2 separate regions of the Homo sapiens genome follow, and region 2 is linked to region 1. Evidence: read pairs that join two places in POLR2A ChIA-PET (ENCODE). Cell type or tissue: PC-9. All regions are shown on one strand. Links, peaks and the distances in the headings refer to the core of each region. The heading gives the core; the rest is flanking DNA.

Region 1 (8,117 bases), core at 1,677-5,676:
GAGAAAAACTAGTGGGAGAGTGAAGAGGTGGCCTTACCCACCCAGATCATTGGGGGTCTCTAACAGGCAATGGTAAAAATGTTTAGCTTTTTAAAAAAATAAAAATATGCTTATTAAATAATTATATTGTGATTTTGGAACTAAAATAAGTTTGGAAGATTCAGGGCTACTGAGAGGACTGATGTGAGACAAAGGTGAGAAATGTGCAGAGCAGGGTTAGAAGCATAGACTAGCCTGCCTGGAAGAGAGGGTTTCTAGATCACTGACACTTGTCTGTTTAACATTGCTGTTTACGTTATTTATGAGTAAGCCCTGATTTTCATCTGTTAATAAGTTGTAATTTTACTGTTTGCTGTTGTGCCCAGAGCATCTCCATCGCAATGCAGTAACTGAAGTGAGACTAAAACCTCTCACTTGAGGGCCATTTTTCATGGGAAAATACTTGGCTTAGTGGTTGGTTAAGTTAGGCTTTGAGGATATGCGCAGAAAACTCTGGCTAGAAATCGATTTGAGAGCAGTGCAAACATAATTAAGGGTGACTTCGAACTGGTCTCTGGACATGTTCTAAACCAAGGTTAATTAAGACCGAAAATATGTAGATCTGGATTCTGAAAGATACTGAATGCCAAATTAAGGAATTTGGATTTTATCATTCCACTTTAATCCATGCTCTGCTATCCAGTTGCCCTTGCTTTTGGTAATTTATATTATGAAACCAAAATTGTTTTTTTTAATTGTTGTTTCTAAAGTTATTGTTTTTCACCCCTTCTCGAATTAGAGCTTTTGGCTTTGGGAAGACAGCCATTGAAGGTTATTTGAACTGAGGCAAGGCACCGTGAAAGCAGTATTAGAAAATTGGTGACAATATTCAAGATAGGTGGGAAGGAAAAGCAGATGAATTATTTAGAAAGCTATTACAGTAGTTCTGAGAAAGATGAGTAGGGCCTGAACTATTTCATTATTTGTTCATTCAGTGAAAATGGAATAGAAGGGAGGAATATAAGAGTATAAGAAGCACGCTTTCTTTAATTGGCTGTGAATCTGTTTTTATAGTTAGTTTACGAAGAGGCTGTATGAAAGACGAATTGATAGGACTTGGAAACCATGAATGTAAAGACAAAGAAAAGAATATTAGTGCTTATTAAATCAGTTTCAGAGACTGCCAAAATTTAATTGCCATGAAAATTTGTATAAAATTGAATATTGCTCATAAATACAGATTATGGGTTGGGGCTTAAAAATTACTAGTTTTTACTATCATGAAGCCATTTATTATATGATCATTTTTATTGGCGTAGTAGCATGTATTAGAAATTTTAAGATTTTGAGTGACATATGGTTTAAATATTAGGTATCAGTTCTTAATATAAAGTCCAAGTTCCCAGGAAGTGGATGCTTCTAAACACAAGAAAGTCATGCCCTGTCCATTCCCCACTTTCATTTTTGTGATTCTGAATAATTTCTGGTTAAGCCATTTCTTATTTTTAAAAGTTGGGAATAAGTAGTATACTCCTCATGGATATGGTGAATTATGTTTCAGATTGGTTCCTGGGCAACTGAGTGTCAAATTTGTGGTCTTTTTTTTTTTTTTTTTTTTTTTTTAGTGATTTGCAAACTCTCTCAAATCCTTTTTAAAATGAAGTGATGGGTATATGTGGAACCACTGATAAATAACTGCATGGAATAGTGTTTAGAAAACATGCTATTTTAGTGCTATATTATTGTAAACTTAAAGGATTTGCCATGTTATAAAAACATTTCTGAAAAGGAGCATGTTACCTATTGTCCATTAATTGGCTTTGTTTTATGTGTAGTTATTTTCTTTTTAAAAATCTAAAAACCAAAAAACAATGGTCTCACTTTTGTCCAGGCTGGTCTCAAACTTGGGGCCTGAAGCAATCCTCCTGCCTGGACCTCCCAAAGTGCTGGGATTACAGGCATGAGCCACCATGCCTGGCAAGTTTTTTTGTTTGTTTGTTTGTTTGTTTGTTTCTTTTGAGACAGAGTCTTACTCTGTCGCTCAGGCTGGAGTGCAGTGGCATGATTATGGCTCACTATACCCTTGACCTCCTGGGCTTAAGCAGTCCTCCCACTTCAGCCCCCCAGGTAGCTGAGACTACAGGTGCACACCACCATGCTGGCTATTTTTAAAATTTTTTAAAAAAACTTTTATATTTATGTATTTATATTTTGGAGACAGGGTCTTGCTCTTTCACCCAGGCTAAAGTATAGTGGTGCAGTCTTGGCTCACTGCAGCCTCATCTTCTGGGCTCAAGTGATCCTGCCACCTCAGCCTCCCAACTAGCTGGGACCACAGGCACGTACCACCACGCCCGGCTAATTTTTGTGTTTTTCGTGCAGATAGGGTTTCGCCATGTTGCCCAGGCTGGGCTCAAATTCCTGAGGTCAAGCAGTCTTCTCGAAGTGCTGGGTTTACAGGCGTGAGCCACCACACCCAGCCTAAATATATTTTTATTTTTATTTTTATTTTATTTTATTTTTGAGGTGGAGTCTTGCTCTGTAGCCCAGGCTGGAGTGCAGTGGCGCAATCTTGGCTCACTGCAACCTCCACCTCCTAGGTTCCAGCAATTCTCCTGCCTCAGCCTCCCGAGTAGCTGGGACCACAGGCATGTGCCACCACACCTGGCTAATTTTTGTATTCTTAGTAGAGACGGGGTTTCACCATGTTGGCCAGGCTGGTCTTGAACTCCTGACCTCAGGTGACCCACCTGCCTCGGTGTCCCACAATTCTGGGATTACAGGTGTGAGCCACTGCTCCCAGCCTTATTTTTATTTTTTTAAAGATGGGGTCTTACTATGTTGGCCAGGTTGGTCTTGAACTCCTGGGCTCAAGCAGTTCTCCCACCTCGACTTCTGAAAGTGTTGAAATTACAGGTGTGAGCCACTGTGCCCCGCCATTTATTTTCATAATATACCTTCAAGCAACTTATTAGAATAACTTGATTCAAAGCCTCAATTTAATGGTTCCTTTTTAAGGTACTTTGCTAGCCCAGGATAAAAGTATAAACTGAATGGCTATTTCTTGATTCTTCCCTGGAACCCTTAAATAAATAGAAGTAAATGTTGCAGATATACTATACTTATGGTACATTCTTTGAGACTTTTTGTTCCTGTTTCTAAAGGGATCAGGTTCTTCTGAGGATGACAGCACTAGGGATGGGAACTGTAATGGTAAAACCATAGTTCTCAGTAGTGTTTGAATGAATGTGACCTTTGTGGATAGCTAGTGCAGGACATAGGTATGCAAAATGATGAGACCCAGCTTTACTGATGCTAAGATTTTCTCAGACTAATGCCATCATCATCCTTTTTAACCCCAAAGGAGGAGTTGATAATTTCATATTTAAGCTATTGATATTTATGTTTCTTGGAATGATGATCATTGATTTTTAAGTTGCTTTCATCACGTGTTTCCATAATATTCTGTTCTTACCTCTTCATAGTATATATCATTCTATATAAGGTAATGGTATGGTTACTGATTTCTTTCCTCCACCAGACAGTGTACTCCTTGAGGAAAGGTGCTGTGACCTTTTTCTTTGAGGAAAAGGACTGTATGCATTGTGTCTGCATTGCAGTGCCTTAGATGTGATAGGCACTCAGTTTGTTGAATGAGAAAGATGCTGATCTTCATATTCTGTATAGTTCTAGAATTACTATAATATCTTCTCTCAATAAAAATCCCAAATCTTACGAAAGCATTTATTTATTTATGTATACAAGGTAACAATTCCAAACAGTACTACAAGAATACACAGAAAAGTAACTCTTTCTACCTGTTACCCAGATTTCCACAAATTGTCTTCTGTAGATCCACCCTCTGTTAGTAGTTTCTTGAGTATCTGTTTAGAGATAATCTGTGGATAAATATTTATTTATACATGTATATCCTTTTCACTTTATTTTCCACAAAAATAGATGCAGAGGACTCTGGGGATGTACCATATTTTATTTAATCAGTCCCTTATTGATGGTTATTTAGGTTGATACTTAGTTTTTTCTCTTACAAATACTATTTCTGTGAACACTCTTGTATACACTTCTTTGGGAATACATGCCATTATATATGTTGTAGGATAAATCTGTGCAAGTAGAATTACTGCTTCAAAGGATATTTGCATTTAAAATGTTGGTAGCTAATGCCAAAGTGTCATTCAAAGAATGGTTCCAACCTTTATTCCCACCAACCTGTTAAGGTACCTTTTCCCTTATATCTTTACCAACACAGTATATTAGTGAACTAATACATTGTTTAGCAAATTGTTCTTTTAAATTTGAGTCATTTTTCATAGGCTTAGGTGTCAAATTTTTTCTGATCACAGCTTTTGCCTATTCTTTTGGGTTTTTGGTCTCATGTATGTAGATTCACTTAATCTGCATTGTAAGGAAACTAGCCTTTTGTCATATGTCTTGAAAACTTTTTATTGATTTGTTATTTGTATTTTGACCATATGGTATGTTTTTCTGTTTAGAAATTTTTATGTAGTCAGATTTATCATTTTCTTTTATGACTTTGAGTCATAAAAGTGAAAAAAGTCATTGAGTTTTATGTAATCCTTAGAAAATCCTTCTTGAGGATCATAAAAATTTTCCCCCATGTTTACTCCTAGTAAGTACTTTTATACTTTTTATGATTTCATTTTAACATTTAATTATTTGATTTATTTGCAGTTTGTTTTGTTCTAGAGAGTGAAGTAGTGAAATAATTTTATATTTCAAGATTATTTCCCATTTGTTCCAATACCTTTTATTTTGAATTATCCTTCTTAACCACTTTGAAGTACCATTTTTGTCATATTCTTGTAGTATGGGTGAAATATTTCCTCTGCTTTTCCATTTATCTGTCAGTTCACACAGAAGTATCAGACTGTTGTGCTATAATTTTTAAATACTAGCTAAACGGCTTTTCCATAAATATTTTTCTTGGCTATCTTATGTGTGTATAATTTTCTACTTCATCTTAAAATTTTTTTTATCTTGTCCCCTCTCCCTCTGTTGGAGTTTTAGTAGGTTGCATTACATTTATGGATTAATTTTGGGGAGAATTGAAATACATTCGGTGTTGATATTGTGTATTTTTCCATAAACACGTGGTTTTTATTAACATGTATTTAAAAAAAATTTAGCATATAATTAGGTGAACTAGAGACTTTTAAAAATAAATATTCTAGCCTCCTTGTAACATACTGAATTATACAGGTATTTGGCTCTCTCTTTTCAATTGATAATTGACTGAGAAAGAAAGCTAAGTCTTCCTGCTTTTTCATTTCCAAAAAAAAAAAAAAATTGTGTTGAGAAAGAAAGAAATATTCTCTGTACTCTTGTATTAGGAGCTATAGCTGCCAAATACTGGATTTTTTTTTTTTAAAGCAGTCTCTTTACATAGGTGGCCCTCTACTTTTCAAAAATAATTATTTCTTTAATAGCTTGTTTTTCTCATTGATGGAATTGTTACCACAGATACAGAAAGTTTATAAAGTTTTGTTGTTCAAGAGTTTGGAGTTGCTGCTTATATTGGTGGTCTCTTGGAAGTTCAATATTAAGAAAAAAATTAATATATTCCTTTTTTTTTTTAACTAGGCCTAGGGCTGAGTAAGAGGACAAGAAAGATGAATAGAGGTTGTACTTATGAGAGGTATAGGTAGCAGATGAAGGAAAAAATACAGGCCCTTAGTTGTAAAGAATTTTCTGCTCTTAAAACCAGAGGAGTTTTGTGATTGGCCTTACAGGACATATTTACAGATCTGTGAACTGCTTTTGTGGAAAGAGAGAAGCTTACTTAAGGATTCCAGGTCTGCCTACGTGTTCTTTCTCCCCAACTTTGTAGGTTGATTTATAAACTCGCCTAAATGGAAGGTGCCATTATTGAGTTCATTTATCTCAGTGCCCTGACAACCGTAGATGGAGGTGACCTAAAAGTGTTACAACTTTTTTTTTTTAAGCTACTAGAGGTTTTGATCTCAGAAAATAAGGGAATTTACTTTTATTTATTCTCTTCTGAAGAGGTTACCAAAGATGCTTGTATCTGTGTTATAAATCCCTTTCATAGTCTAGAACTTCAGTCTCAATTCATCAACATCATTGTTAAATTATGGAAAGTTTTATTTTATCAAATTCTGATATTTTAATTTTGTATAAAAACCAAATTTTATATAAAATAACTTGATAAAAACTTTGTTAGATGCTTTTGCTTGCATAGGTGAATTATTGAAAATCAGAATATAGAAGATCAAGTTAGTATTTCATTATATTTTATAGGCTATATGTACTGCACAGAGATCTGCCATAAGGATTAGGGCTATAAGACATCACTTTTGAACAAGGACTGAGAAACTGCCACCTACAACATACCTTCTCATTTACCCTCTCTCATCAACCAAACTTACTCTTGTTCCCTTATTAAAATTTTGTTAATGAAATATGTTGCAGGGGATATGGTTAAGTTTAAGATTGATAGACTCAAACATGTATATATTTTAATGGAATACTAAAAGAGTTGAGGGTAAAACTACGGTTAAAATGTCTTCAATACAATAGAATTAGTATCAAGCATCCAGCTAATGTTCACATTTCCATTTATTTATTTAGAGATGGAGTTTCACTCTTGTCACCCAGGCTGGAGTGCAGTGGTGTAAGTTTGGCTCACTGCAACCTCCACCTCCTGGGTTCAAGTGATTCTCCTGCCTCAGTCTCCGAGTAGCTGTGATTACAGGCACCCAACACTACACCTGGCTAATTTTTGTATTTTTAGTAGAGATGGGGTTTCACCATATTGGGCAGGCTGGTCTCGAATTCCTGACCTCAGGTGATTCACCTGCCTCGGCCCCCCAAAGTGCTGGTGTGAGCGAGCGCGCCTGGCCTCACATTGACTATTATTTACTGAATGTCATAAATGGTCTTTCTTTCTTTCTTTTTATTTTTACAGTTAGAATCAGAATTCGAGTAAGGTCCACATATTACAATAGATCAATTTGATTTATTAGTCTTTTAATCTATCGATGAGTTCTCCCTTGCTTGTGGTCTCTCTCTCTCTGCAATTTATTTGTTGAAGAATGCCCATACACCTTTTTCACCTTAATGTTTTTATTAAGATATAATTTACATGCAGTAAAATGCATAAATTTTAAGTTTCAACAGTTTTACATTTTGACAAATGCGTACATTAGTTTATCCACACCTCTGACAAGATATAGAACATTTCTATCATCCTAGAAAGATCTCTTGGGTCCTTAGCAGTCAGTCCTTCAATTCTTTGCTCTGGTTCCTACCCGCAACACCAATCCCAAACAACTACTGTTTTGATTTCTTTCATCATAGATTAGTTTTACGTATTTTAAAGCATCAATCATATGAATGGAATCATACATTTTGTGCTTGGCTACTTGCATTCAGCATGATGCTTTTAAGACTTACTAATGATGCTGCAGGTATCAGTAATTTGTTCCTTTTAACTGCTGAGTGGTATTCCATGCTAAGAATAGCACAGTTTAATTATGTATTCACTCGTTGGATGTTTGGATTATAGTTTTTGGCTACTATGAACAAAATGCTGTGAACATTCTTACATAGACATTTTTGTATGCATATATTTTCATTTCTCTTAGGTAAATACTTGAGAGTAGAATTGCTGAGTCATGGGGTAACTATATATTTAACTTTATAAGAAGTTGCTTAACTGTTCCCCCAACCACTTCCACCAGCAATGTGTGAGAATTCTGGTGGCTTTACGTTTTCACCAACATTTGATATTGTCAGTTTTTTAAATTCTAACCATTTTAGTGGTTATGTAGTGGTTCCTCATTGTGGTCTTAATCTAGATTTCCCTAGGGACTAATGAATTAGAGGACTTTTACATGTCCTTTGTGTGTGTTTTCTTTGGTGAAGTGTCTGTTCAAGTAATTTGCCCATTCTTAAATTGTGTTGTATGCCTTTTTTTTTCCTACATATTTGTAAGAGTTCTCTCTATATATTATGAATACAAATCTTTGGTCTGATACATGTGTTGTGAATATATTCTCCTAGTCTGTAGCTTGCCTATTAATTTTATTGATTCTTTTGATGAGTATAAATTTTTAATTTTGAGAAGTCATAATTAC
Region 2 (8,117 bases), core at 2,180-6,179, 180 kb after region 1:
TCAAGCAATCCACCTGCCTCAGCCTCCCAAAGGGCTGGGATTACAGGTGTGAGCCACTGTGTCTGGTCTCACATATTTTTTAAGTTGATCATAGTGAGAATCAAACATTTATGGCATTTAGGTTCCTTTGCATCCATTTAAAGGACTGATGTATTCATAATACAGATAGTATCTTCTCAGCCATTTAAACCGACATTAAAAAGTTTTAGTTGTCTACTTAAAATATGCAAGGGTGCATATAATTTTACAAAATTCAAAATTATGTTGGGCACATGTGCAGAAAATATTTGAAGAAAATACTGTCCTATGGTGGAGCCAGCAAAACACAGCAGGGGATTAGGGGAAAGGAGAAAGAGGAAGTGAAGATGGTGATGAGAAAGAAGTGCAGCAGCAATGAGCAGCAGCACCCTTTAAGTCATGGAATTATATGAAGTCTGAGAAATCTAGAGACAATCACACTGTGATGGCCACAGAACATCAACGAGGGAAGTGGATAGAGAGTCACACTTAAAATAGCAACCACAGGTACAAGTGCACATTGCAGAGAAGAGCTAGCCAGGAGGAGGACGACACTGAGGGGAGGGGATCCCTTAAGCCTGGTGCTAAGGTTGGTGACAGCCAGGCAGAGACAGAGGAACACATACGGGCGCCCATGACAGGCCACCCACCCGTGTATGAACTGGAGTTTCAAGCTGTCCTCAGGAGCCTTTTCTCGTTTGAGGAAGGGCACTGCGTGGTTTTTCTCTTTACTTTGTTGCTTTAGCTGAGGTAGATCTTCTTTGTAAACCTTAAAGTACAACAGAAACATCTGGGTGAGATGCCTTTCATCAGGTTCCAAAAATATCAGCATCTTGACATTCTTGTAAAATCTTTAATTGCTTCAATAAAATGTCTTTGAAAACTTAAGACATGAGAATGAATATTACTTTTTCCTAATGAATAAAACTAATATGAACTATTTTTTAAATAATTGGGATTTTAAAATAATCTTTCTTGATTTGTTACTGTTTTCTTAATGTCTAGAAAATATATCAGTAAATTTTAAAGGAAATTAAGTATCAGTAAAATATAAATAAAATAGTTTGTTTTATTTCTTCTAAGGCCAGAAATCTCTTACTGATTCTGACAGTTGAAAAATGTGGACCTCATGAGTCATGACAATTTTCTCCTGAAATCCCTCTTTGGAATCACATTCACTTCATAGCTTCATGCATCTTAACAGATCTGAGATACAGAGCAAAGATCAATCTTGGTCTAACTTGGGACCTAAAACGTGCTGCTGATTGTACCATTTAAACGCATATAAAAACCCATCTGTTGTTTACTGTGTATTTATACTTTACTACCAAGAAATGTCCATTTAACAGGTGGAGAATCAAATCCAATCTAGTAATAATTTCTCATCTTCATCAAGTTTTTATTTAATCAAACTCTTTTAAAAATCATAAAATATAAGGCCCCTGTTTAGGATTTGATCAAAAATCATTTGTAAAAGGTCAGAAGAACTCTCACTACTGTTTTGTCTACTACAGATGCAATTAACCAAGCTTCTAGAATCTAAAGATTATTATTCAACTTAATTCATGATGCTTTCATCAGCTCACCAACTATTTACTTTAGAGCAATGAATTCTAGTCTTGATATTTCTATTGTTTAAATGGGTCTCATAACCTCTGTGGGCTTCAAATTCTCATCTGTAAAATTGAGTTAAAAAATCCCTGTTAAGGAATAACTCAGGAATATTGTGAATGTAAATCAAATATCGGTGAAAGCATTGGAAAGTGACATGTCAGGGAGAATATACAGGTTGAGTATTCCTTATCTGAAATGTTTGGGATCAGAAATGTTTTGGATTTCAGATTTTTTTCAGATCTTGGAATATTTGCATTATACTTACTGGTTGAGCATTCCAAATCCAAAACCAAAACACAAAATGCTCCAATGCACATTTCCTTTGAGCATCAAACCAGTACTTACGAAGTTTTGGATTTTGGAGAATTCAGATTTTCACATTAAGGATATTCAAACTGTTTAAGTCGTAGGCATGAATTTTAAGTCTACCTTTTCATTCTTTTATTTATTTTTCTTAGAGACAGGGTCTTGCTCTGTTGCCCAGACTGGAGTACAGTGGCTTGTAGCCCTCAATCTCCTGGGCTCAGGCAATCCTCCCACCTCAGCTTCCTGAGTAGCTGGGACTACAGGCAAATGCCCAGCAGTTTTTTTTTTTTTTTGTAGATACAGAGACTGTGTTAACTAGGCTGGTCTCAAGCTCCTGGTCTCAAGTGATGCTCCCACTTTGTCCTCCCAAAGCATCGGTATTACAGGAATGAGCCACTGTGCCTGGTCCCTTTTCATTCTTCTACTAGCACCATTTTATTAAACAAACACTTCCCAATTAAAGATTTCTTTTCCTAAATTCTGTATTGTGTTTAAATTTTATTGTCTCCTGATACCAGAGTATAATATTGTTTAGTGTTTGCATAATATTTCCACATTAATAATTTCCTTTCAGGCAAGATTGACTACGTTCAGGGTTGTATGGCCACAGACAATAATCTCTTTTCAAGTCCTTTTTAGTAGTCATATTGCATAATACAATGTGTCAATGCACAGTCAAGATGATTTCGTCATGGGGCTGACCCAAACCATTAAACTGTCTTGGTACGAACACAATTTTTCAAACTCTGAATCAATGACTGATGATTATGGGCTGAAAAATATTCCAATTTAATGCTTATATAGAGGCAAACCAAGTAGTGCATAGAATGTGCACTTTGGAGATAAGCCTAGGTAAGCATTGTTATCCTAATACGACAAGCAACGTGGACATGGGCAAGTTACTTTACTTCTTTCAACACATGGTAGCTGCCATAGGCCTATATCTTAAATCTCTATTGGCGACACTTACAGTTCATGTATCTGAAATTTGAAGTCTTATTCATTCCACATTCATGTACAGAATCTGCTTCACATATCTTTGTTAAGTGACAAGAAAGAAAAAGAGAACCCCCATGGTTATTGCTGTAACAAGGTGGTATGTGTTCAGATTCCGCTGAGGGATTGCTTTAACACTGTTTAGTGCTAAAATGATATGTCAACTTCCAAAAAAACTGAAGTCAGCTGATCAGCTTTCCTACTAGAGGTAATTTCTGACTGGAGAGATTAATACACATTTTATTTGAGCTTTTACTTTAAGTAGATAATTACTTTGATTAAATGGATAATGGTTGCAGTAAGTTAATAGAAAAACCGGGCTAACAAGCTCACATGCAAACCACCATGCCTCAAGGGTATCCATCCTTGTAAAGGAAACACATGCTTTCATAATCTGCTAAGAAAGTGAAAAAAGACCTATGGCTTACTTGCACATTTTTCTTCAAAATATATTTTAAAGTTTTAGGTGCTAGGGAGGCAAAAAGCCCAAATACCAGGGGTTCAGTTTTCAAACTTTGCAATTACTTTCTGCTGAAATAAATTTTAATGGTATGATTGGGTAAACACGTCGGTTTTAACCTGCACTTAAAGGCACAAAGTAGACTATTTTTCTTGTTTTTGCCTCAATTCTCTTTGTCTAAGTGCCAGTCATTTTTAGTGCTATGTCCAAATCCAGGAATGAGATCCCCTTCTGGGGTTACAAATTTTCATTGCTCCCTGCTTACCGACCTGGCGATCATAATTGATTTGAGCTTCTTGCTCAATATCAGAGTCCAGTTCGGGCACATCAGATAAATCTGAATCAGATTCTTCACTGTAGGAATCAGCTCCACCTTCTGCAGAGATACAACCCACAAGAAACAAGCAAAAATTCTGAGACTCTGAGCAACTGAAATTATCTAAAATATTTTTCCTTTTATCCTAGCAAAGTAAATAAAAACTATACCATAGTTTTCATTTAATATAAATTGTTAAAACATCTTTCTTTCACCTTTTGGTTTAGTTCAGCCCACCCTTCACTCCTTTCAGGAACATTAACAGACTAGGCCAACTTCCTTCCCCACACCACCCACCAGGCAGACTAAACTCATTTATACTTTTTTTGAGACAGGGTCTGTCTCCTAGGCTGGAACGCAGTGGCACAATCTCAGCTCACTACAACCTCCTCCTCCGGGGCTCAAGCAATCCTCCCACCTCAGCCTCCTGGCAGCTGGGACTACAGAGATGCGTACCACCATGCCCAGTTAATTTTTAAATTTTATTTGTAGGGACAGGGTTTCACCACATTGCCTAGGTTGGTCATTTACACATTTCTATTAGATAGCAGATACCTGGGTTTTAAGCTTTGTTTTGTAAAATGGGCAGGTTTTAAAAAGTGAAAGGCTAGGGCAAAAATAAACCCAACCATTTACTTCAATACAGATCCTCTTTAGCCTTTTAACCATGCCCACCCAAGTGTTGGTAATTGTCATGGCCCAAACCACCACAGAACTCTTGTCAACATTTATTCAAATAATTTTTCATTTTATCACCTGCTCATGCCTGCTGACATCAGAGATAAATGAAAAGACTACATACATGTCCACTGAATTGGAACACATAGGCCCCAACCGTGAACCACTGCTTGAGCCCCATTCTGAAGGCCACTTACATTTCAAAGGTTACCCTGTTCCCCTGCAGCCTGACTGAACAGACCCACTGCCTGTTACAATTGTCCTAAGGAAGCTGAAATGTATCCTCTCCTGTTATCCCCCAAGGGTTAATTCTTCACGTAAACCTTAGACCTTCAACTTGCATTTGGGAAATCTGCTGATGGTTTTATAGAGGTTTCCTTATGTGTGATGATTCTCTTTTCCCTGACTACTTATAATGCTCTGCCTTTAACTTTTGATCATTTAAGATGTTTCTTGGGGTACATCTTTTTGGATTCATCTTACTCGTGTCCTTTGCGCTTCCTAGATTTGGCTTTATTTTCTTTCCTAGGCTTGGGAATTTTTCTGCCATTATTTCCTTGAACATGTTTTCTGCCCATTTCTCTCTCTTCTCTTTTTGGCATGTTGGTAACACGTAAGTTGTTGGACCACCCTAAGTCTCTAAGCTATCTTTACTCTTTTTCTTTTTGTTTCTCAGATTGGATGGTTCCCAGTAATCTGTCTTTCCAAGTTCACTGTTCCTTTCTTCTGCTTAATCTAGTCTGCTGTTGAACCTCTCTATTGAATTTTTCAGTTCAGTGGCAGTACTCTTCAGAGAAAGTTTTTTTTTTTTTTTTTTTTTTTTTTTAGAGATGGAGTCATGTTATGTCACCCAGGCTGGAGTGCGGTGGCACAATCGTGGCTCACTGCAACCTTCACCTCCCGGTTCAAGCAATTCTCCTGCCTCAGCCTCCCCTGTAGCTGGGATTACAGATGTGCTCCACCTTGCCTGGCTAATTTTTGTATTTTTAGTAGAGACAGGGTGTTTCACCATGTTGGCCAGGCTGGTGTTCAAACTCCTAACCTCAAGTGATCCACCCGCCTTAGCCTCCCAAAGTGCTGGGATTACAGTCATGAGTCAACGTGCTCAGCCAATCCTCAGAGAAAGTATTTCAAAAGTACCAAAACTCATTGAGTAGTTTTAAAAAACACCTTCTATCTCTAAAGTTCTCAATTTGTTCTTATATTGCTCTCTTGACCTCAGTGAGGGTCTTTATGACTATTATTTTGAATTCCCTGTTGGGTAAATCACATATCTCTACTTAACTGGGGTTGCTTTCTGGAGATGTCTTGCTCGTTTATCTGGAATTTCATTTCTTCATTGTCACTGACACTGTGTGTTGGTTTCTGTGCATTAGATTAAAAAAAAAAAAAAAACAAAAAACCTCTCCCTATCTCGTCAGACTGGCCTTGTATAGGAGAAGGATCTCACCAATCTGACTGGCCAATGGTTTTAAGGTGCCTCTCAAATCTGTGTTTGTCCAGACTATTGTCTGTTTTGGTGGCCCCTAGAGCTTAAGATGTGCCATGTCCTGTTGGTACCGCAAGACTGTAAAGGGGGGAAGACATCAAGACACTTTTGATGTAGCTAGAAGGGTTGGAGGGTGGACTATGTGTTTCAATTCCTTCTATCTTCACAGTGAAGCTGAGCACAGTCATTTACCGCTCACTTTTTCTGCACTAAGCCAGGTAGAGAATCTGTGACAAATGCCTGTACTCACATTTAGGCTGTACCCTCTGATCCTGGGGAGATAACTCCTGAAGTGGGCCCATTGTACCTCTACCTCTTCATTTTCTGTGGTTTAAGTCCACTCAGGAATGCGAAGCCCCATCAATTTCCAGAGCTAGTTCATTAAGGAGACAGGTGGGAGCTATAGAAGGTGTGGCACTTGGTGTATGACCAAACTTTTTCCAGTAAGTATGGGTAGGCTTAGATTTATCACTGGGGCGAGCCAGAGCAAAGGCTCATGAAGTGCTGAGCTCTGGCTGCTGGAAGGCTATTATATGTTTGCCCTGTTAGCTCCTTGATGGAAATCATTTGATGGCAGGCCATCAAGTAGCATTGGAAGTGTATGCTGTAAGCCCCTTCTGGAGAAAAAAAATGGGAGCTGCACATTCCCAACCTTTTTCTGCACTGCTCCAAGGGGATGTCACTCCTGTAAGTGTTTGTAAACCCATTTAAGACCACATCTCTGTTCTGTGATATAGGAAGACTAGAATATTCCTAGTCCCTTCTGCTCCCAGAGCAAAGAGGTTTAGGATGGAGTCCTCTGGGAGGTAGCTGTAAAAGTTGGGCATTCAACACATGGCATAAACCCCATCTGGGGAGAAATGAGGAGCTGCATTCTTATAGCACCTTCTCGTCACCACTCCTAAGAGAAGAAGCCGCTGCAAGTGCCTACAAGTCCATATAAAACTGCCACCTTTCTCTATGGTCTAGACAGACATTCATATACTTTGCCCCCTCTGCTCCCCGAAGTGGGAGGTTTAGGATGCATTTCCTTGAGTGGAAGCTATAAAAGTTGGGGAGCTCAATGTGTGGACAAACTCCTTCCAGAGTATATTATTAGATCTGGAGTTACTGATGGGATGAGTCATGGGAGGAGGCTCAGAGGTCTGTTTCTTAGGCTGCCAGCTGGGTTAATGTGTGTCTGCCCCTCTAAATCCCTGTTGCATATTGGTTAGAAGCCAGGCCGCCAAGTAGCCTCCGGAAATGTGTCATAAACCCCTTCTAGGTAGAAACTGGGCTGCATTTTTTAAGCTCCTTCTCAGAACTGCTCCAGGGGATGAAGTCCCTGGAAGGCTTGAGCACTTGTATCAAACCGAGGCTTCTTTCCCATGGTCTAGAGACTCCCAAATGTCTAACTCCCTCTACTCCCAGAGTTGGTGAATTAAGAGCCAGTCCACGGGTAACCTAGAGTTAGGGCACTATGTGTGAGGTCCAAACCATTCTCTCCACAGGGAGAGGTTGGGTGGTGGGGATTCCTGTCCTGATTTCAGGAAGCAGTGCGCAGGGTAGGGTTCCTGCCAGAGTGTGCCTCAGCTTTTCCTACCTACCCAATGTGGATGTTTTCTCAGTTGCCTGGTGGGTAGGAGTTTCTCAACTTGTATGACTTTCTCTCAGAGAGAATGGACCTGCGAATCAATGTGTATTTGGTGTCCATGAGTGGAGGGAGTGTCAGGAGCTTCCTATTCTGACATTGCAGATGTCACGTTGCTGACGTCCTGCTCAACTTGCATTTGGTATAGCAACTTCCTTTGAAGAAAATTATCCAACTGACCCATGTTAATCTTTAAAGTTTCTTCTTATCTTAAAATTTTAAGATTACAGGAATCAATTTTCCAAAATTGCTTAAATCCTTTACCTATAGAATACATGTTAGACCATTCTTTGAAATGCCTATTGAAAAATAAAATGATGTTAAGAAATTATTGCTGGGTTTACCTTGGGGTGCAGTTTCCAGCATGCCGTTGCTGACACCTTCTGGAATAAACCTCCACTGGAAAACTGAGTGATCAGCCCCTCCTGTGCTCAACACCCACTGAAAGTCATGGGACCAGCGGACATTTGTGACATGTGCAGAATGGCCCACATACTTTCTAAATTTGGCTCCTGAAAGAATATTTTTTGAGAGGATTAGTTATGAAAAAAGAAGAGTTCATTAGTTTAAAACAACCCCCCTTCTGTTCATGTTGAAGAGTAAAATCTTT

What was found. Peaks named below come from ENCODE experiments on the same cell type or tissue, not always from the same donor. Only the 100,000 strongest peaks of a DNase experiment are listed, where the experiment ranks them.
Region 2: POLR2A ChIA-PET joins it to region 1 with 7 read pairs; 5 of 35 experiments call an interaction of 5 or more read pairs at or near these places.

The regions. Positions count from the first base shown.
Region 1 is chr2:55,038,271-55,046,387 of GRCh38, reverse strand. All of the region lies in intron 1 of RTN4 (reticulon 4), which reads left to right. Among named protein-coding and RNA genes, the nearest start is that of RTN4, 8.1 kb to the left of the region's middle. In PC-9, for the core only: no CTCF peak of the experiment used is centred there; no DNase peak of the experiment used is centred there; H3K4me3 peaks cover 2,844 bases; H3K27ac peaks cover 2,779 bases.
Region 2 is chr2:54,859,436-54,867,552 of GRCh38, reverse strand. EML6 (EMAP like 6) reads right to left here. Exons shown (of 42, transcript NM_001039753.4): 12 at 7,852-8,019; 13 at 3,664-3,770; 14 at 669-787. Among named protein-coding and RNA genes, the nearest start is that of EML6-AS1, 110 kb to the right of the region's middle. In PC-9, for the core only: no CTCF peak of the experiment used is centred there; no DNase peak of the experiment used is centred there.